2 separate regions of the Homo sapiens genome follow, and region 1 is linked to region 2. Evidence: chromatin contacts called from ENCODE Hi-C or POLR2A ChIA-PET data. All regions are on one chromosome and are shown on one strand. Each heading gives the region's core, a stretch centred on a gene start or an enhancer-like site at or near the end of the contact. The rest is flanking DNA. Distances are from core to core; before and after follow the strand shown. Region 1 overlaps GCSAM (germinal center associated signaling and motility). Region 2 has its middle 24 kb from the start of GPR15.

Region 1 (2,737 bases), core at 200-2,699, about 14 Mb after region 2:
TTTCACTCTCAAAGGTATCTTAGTTCAGATGATAAATTATACTATCACCCCGACTATAAGTTCTATGTGCAAGGGATAGAAATGTGTGCTTCGGAACATGCAGACTCAGATTTGCAGTGTGAAAAAAACGTATGTTTTCTACGTTAGTAGCTAGTTTCATCTTTGCTTCTGAGGCTTTCCTGTTTGAGGAGAGCATGCGACCCATGAGACTATTGTTCCTGTTTCTCATCAAATTGGAAGGATTGCTTCCCTGATTAACTCTTAGGTGATTGTATCTGGGCTACTGACAGGCTTCCACTGTGGCCACAGACAGTCACAGGTAACTTACAGCAAATACCACATTGAAACCACACTTAGGGAAATAACTCCTAAAAACAACTGTCCACTCACCATGGAAGGCAGAAACACCCTTCAGCGATATGGTGATCCCAGCATCTAAAATACCCAAGAGAGATGGCAAATCATAAGGTTGATTTCTGCAGCTTTGTTAAGGTGACTCCTTTCCTTTTGCCATTTCTGTGGAAAACTTTTTTTCTCCCCGCAAGCGTGTTTCATTCTAGATAACTTGGACACATCTCTCATGGTAGAATGCCTTTGTCTTCCTAGGATGAAGATGATACTATCAAATTCCTAATCAGGAAAAAAGCTTTCTGCTGTGTTCCCAGCAAAGGAAAAATGTTTCCTCACTCTCAATTCTGGTAATTTCCTTGGTTCCCTTGTAATGAAGAACACGTAAGTGTTATCCCCAGGAAATCAAGGTACAAGTGTATGGAAATTTTACAAATCATTTTTTTCAGGTATGGGTTAGGCAATATCAGTATTTTACTATATTCTGAATTTCTCCAATTTACAGTATATTGCAATTGTTTGCTCACTTGTCTATATTCTACACTAGAATGTGAGCTTCACAAAGCTGGGGACCATATTGATCTTGTTCATCGTGGTATGTATTTCCAGTCTATGACACAACATCTGGCACACAGTAAATGGGTTTTCAAAAAATATTTGATGAAGATATGAATACAGAATGAATAGCCAAGGACAGGACAACCCTGGTGCAGGAGGTCAGCAAATCTACCACCTTGACTCCAACGATATAGTTAAATAACAGGACTTCTCTCTCTTATAGCACAAAGGCTTAGAATCTCTCTGCAGTCCTGCATCTACATTAATGTATAAGTATCATTCTGTACATTTTTCTGAATTTGAGGCATAGTCAACTACCTACATGGTTGAATGTGAAAGCCCTTTATAAAGTAGTATCAGTTACAGTATGTAAAAATGTTTGGAAAACACCATCCAAAAATATCTCCCCCCGTGAGCTTTCCCATGAAGTTTCATCAGGAGGAGCAGTGGAGGAGAGGCTGACTGCATCGTGACCTTGGCTGTGATCACCTGCTTGGCTGAGCATTCTGACAACCTCTAAGATCTATGCATCATCAAAGCCTTTGGGGCCCAGAGGCACAGCTGCAGCTCTTCCTCTTCTTTAGGTTACCTTCAATGTGCTTCAGACCGTTTGCTTACATTATCTGCTTTGTTGCTAAGGAAACATCGTAAGAAAACTACTGAATCACACCAAGTTAACAAACCAGATTCACTGAGGAGAAATGAATGAGATAAGAGGAGGGGGATGATTTTGAGAGATATTCTCTGAACTCCTGAGGCCACAGTTTTTAAATCTATAAAAGAGGATGTATATACTGCTTACACATGGAGTTATAAGAATAAGCTGAGGTTAAATATGGGCAAAAACGATCTGTAAGCTGGCTGTTTCTCCTACTTGACTTTTCTGCAGTTTATTCTTGCATTTCAACATGGTGGTTTTGGTTTGGGATGGGTTCAGATAGCCTCCAAGAAGCAAGCTAGACAAATCTCTATACCCTTAGGCTACGTGTCAGGAATTTGAGGTATCTGTCTCTTTCACAATGCCTTCTCTGGCTCTCTGGTCTACCCAACCTCTCCCTTGTTATAATGCCGTGGCCCTTCTGATTTATTTCATCATTTGAACTGTATGCCTTAAAATATGCCCAATGATACCCCTGAAAATATGTAATTCTCAACTTGAACTGAAAAAATTCACCCTGTTGAAAGGAATCTCTGGGTCTCCAGCCCCTAACGCGGGCATTGGTGTTAGAAAATAACAACAGTGCTTGTTTTTTAATTGCTCCTCTTTCAAAATCTCCTCCTGAAACCATGTGAAAAGCACAGATAACTTTACAGGCCACAGAAAAACTGACCTTGTCAGCCCTTAGGATTCTTGGATCCTGGAACATTAGTTCCATATTTTAATTATTCCTTTCCTTAGAGAGAATTCTTTAGGGCTGGACATTTGAAAGGTCTGTTCAAAAAGAATTAATGAGGTGGTCTTTGTTTAACAACATCAGGGCAATCACAATGGTGTCTCCACAAACTTTCTAAAAATTGTCGTAACATGGGGCATGTGGTCACTTCAGAAATAGACACCTATAGCTTAAAATAAAATGGCTAGGGTGGAGGTTGAGCACAAAGGTACCTGAGATAGACAAACAAAATGACAACAGGAAATAAGACCTTTTATTTTATAACAGGGCATAACAGGGACTAGCAGGGTCTTAGTTCCTGTTGCTAGGAGTTACATTAGGCTTCTAGCAAAGTAGCATATCTCCTGTCCAAAGTTTTCAAGCATTTTATCTTTTGTCCTGTCTTCACATTTGTTACTATTGCAACTGCTACTGGTCTAAACAGGGCCCTCTCTCAC
Region 2 (2,700 bases), core at 44-2,543:
GGATACTTTGGCCAAATAGTTGGCTTTTTCTGTTCTACGTTCTGAGCTACACCAGTTTCTCCAACATCAAAGTTTCCTTTTCCACCACCTTAATTCGCCATCCTGCTGTCCAAAGCTCATAACTTCAGAGCTTCACTTTGTCCCCAGACTTATACACTGAATTCCAGTGAACCAGAAAGAATGCTCATGGAATACAATTAGTGACTAAACAATTCCAAAACGCTATTGGTTTGCTTTCTTTCTAGACGATGTACTTAGAAGAACAATAATAAAATTTCAAAGGGACCAAAATCTTTCTTTCTACTCCTCTCACATGAATCACCACCTCCTTTGCAAACAAGTGATTATTTACAAAGCTTGTTAAAAAAGTAGTTTAGGCTTGCATTTCATTTAGAATTGCTCTATTGCTCCATATTTTGTTTTCCCCTATGATTTAAGAATAGTTTTATTGTACATATCTTTACAAATATTTAAATCAAAGAGAATTACTGTAGTTTAAAAAATAGAAAAACGGGGCCAGGCGTGGTGACTCACGCCTGTAATCCCAGCACTTTGGGAGGCTGAAGCGGGCGGATCACCTAAGGTCGAGAGTTTGAGATCAGCCTGACAAACATGGAGAAACCCCGTCTCTACTAAAAATACAAAATTAGCAGGGCATGGCGGCACATGCCTGTAACCCCAGCTACTCGGGAGGCTGAGGCAGGGGAATCGCTTGAACCCAGGAGGCGGAGGTTGCGGTGAGCCGAGATGGCGCCATTGCACTCCAGCCTGGGCAACAAAAGCGAAACTCCGTCTGAAAAAAAAAAAAAGAAAGAAAAAGAAAAAGAAAAACAACAGAGGAAAAAACACGGCATGGGTTATGAAAACAGTTATCGAAACAAAAGATTATCTCAGGTGAAAAAAGGAAATTGACAGCGCTACGTAAGCAAAAAGATCTCAGATTGTACTTGTTGACCAGGAGGTAACTGGTAATTAGGAAAGTAAACATTTCTGCCCTCATCTACTATGCAAAACTACATTGTCTTTTCATAAAATTTTGCAGAATCTTACCTTAAAGGGGAAGATCACAGGTTACTACATCACTGCTTTTTTATTCAAACTAAAAATCATACTTCAGTGTTTTTAAAAAGTTAAATGAAATCCAGAACGCCAAATAAAAGGCCAATAGAGAAAAAGAGAAGGAAGCCAGATGCATGCCTGTATTTCTGGAAGGAGAGTTTCTCAAAGGCTTTTTTTTGAAACCTCCTTAGCTAGAGCTAAGGTTTGAGGTTAGCTGAGCATCGCGTGCCATTCTTGAAGGGTCCTAGGCACTGACTCATTTGCTTTATCATTTCTCATGAAAGCAAGAGGTGGCAGCCATCACCAGAGAGCAAAGGGGTGACTTGGTGACTGATCTCATTACTGAACTAAGGAGAGCACTCTCACGCAAAGTTCAGAACCTCCCCACACCCAGAGAAACTCTGCCAGTTCATAGAAAAGAAGTTATTTCCACCCAAGAAGACAAGTGGCAACTGGAAACAGATGTGAAGAAAACAAGAATAAACACCTTTTTCAGAAATATAACAACTGTAACAAATAATCAGTTTTTCCAGTTCCCACCTGTACACCATGCTCTCAACTATATACTGCAAGTTAAAACAGAATTGATCATGGTTCTGTATTTTTAAATTCTCTCGCTTTCTAAATACATCACTTCACTTTTAACAGTCCAAAGAGCTCTTTATAATTTACTTCCTCTAAGGTAAATTTAGGTGCAATTTTAATAGACTGGTAGGGGCAAATGCCTCATTCCCACCCAAAGGGTTGAGGAATGAGTGATGGACACGGTGAGCTAGGAGAAGTAGAAAGTGATCAGTGCCCTGTGGGAAATAATGGGAATGTCACAGGTTTCTTCTTTTCTGGGTCACTGGGGCATGCCTTTTGATTGAGCATAACACAGATTAATGTCATTGCCTGTGGATTTTGGAAGGAAATTGCAACAACTTTGGTTGATCACTTACTGGAGTAGAGACGGGGAGAGACAGATACTTTTCTACTTTACATGCATTTCTATTTCAATCCTTTAAGCAACCAGGAGAGTAAATATTTTTATTCCAATTTTAGGATGAGAAAGTGGACACATGGAGTTAATAGAAAAGGAGAGTAAAAATGATGGAATACAGGCAGACTGGCCCCATTGTCAAACCGTAGTCTGAATGTTTCAAAAGCACATCTGCCTTTTTTGTGACCAATAACCAGCATTTTTGTATAACTACAATTAGTGAAGCATGTCCTCATATATTATCTCAATTTATCCTCATTAAAGCACAGATAGAATGTGCTATTCTTAAGCTTGTTACTCAGGTGAGAAAAACGAGTTTCAGGGAATTCTCAAGATCACTCATCCAGGAAGTGATAGAGCCACCACCAGAACCCAAATCTTGTGCCTTCAAATCAAATCCTCTCCTCTTTCAGTTTTGCCTCTCACCTCTCATCTCCACTCCCATCCTCTTATGATTCATGGGAAGGTTGTGAGCTGCCGTAGACTCTCACACCCACTTGCAAGCTGAACTGGAGCTTTAGCCTGTCAGCTACACAGCTTCCTTGTAGCACTTGAATTTTTCATCAGTTATTTGCACCTTAATATGACAAAGGATATGAGATGAGGTTTTTTTGTGACACATTGTAATAACCCAAAGTTGTTAGTTTACATTAGGGCTC

The links. A loop is a pair of places that touch in the nucleus more often than their neighbours do. ChIA-PET counts read pairs that join two places held with the same protein, here RNA polymerase II (POLR2A).
Region 1: a loop to region 2 is called in a map of GM12878, with 6 times the contacts of the local background. The contact joins two enhancer-like sites. A Hi-C loop is called at or near these places in 1 of 168 maps with a recorded cell type or tissue (GM12878). POLR2A ChIA-PET finds 5 or more read pairs at or near these places in 2 of 52 experiments (GM10248 and OCI-LY7).

What each region holds. Positions count from the first base shown.
Region 1 is chr3:112,127,627-112,130,363 of GRCh38, forward strand. It overlaps GCSAM (germinal center associated signaling and motility), which reads right to left. Exons shown (of 6, transcript NM_152785.5): 3 at 391-435. It also overlaps a transcript of C3orf52 not described here. Among named protein-coding and RNA genes, the nearest start is that of GCSAM, 4.3 kb to the right of the region's middle. Within about 2 kb of position 1,450, at least 7 of the 41 ENCODE cell types and tissues checked have a DNase peak (open chromatin) inside an H3K27ac peak, as active enhancers do; they include GM12878, where a contact is called at or near this core.
Region 2 is chr3:98,555,063-98,557,762 of GRCh38, forward strand. No RefSeq gene overlaps it. Among named protein-coding and RNA genes, the nearest start is that of GPR15, 24 kb to the left of the region's middle. RefSeq lists enhancers at 721-1,920, 972-1,291, 1,422-1,501. Within about 2 kb of position 1,294, at least 6 of the 41 ENCODE cell types and tissues checked have a DNase peak (open chromatin) inside an H3K27ac peak, as active enhancers do; they include GM12878, where a contact is called at or near this core.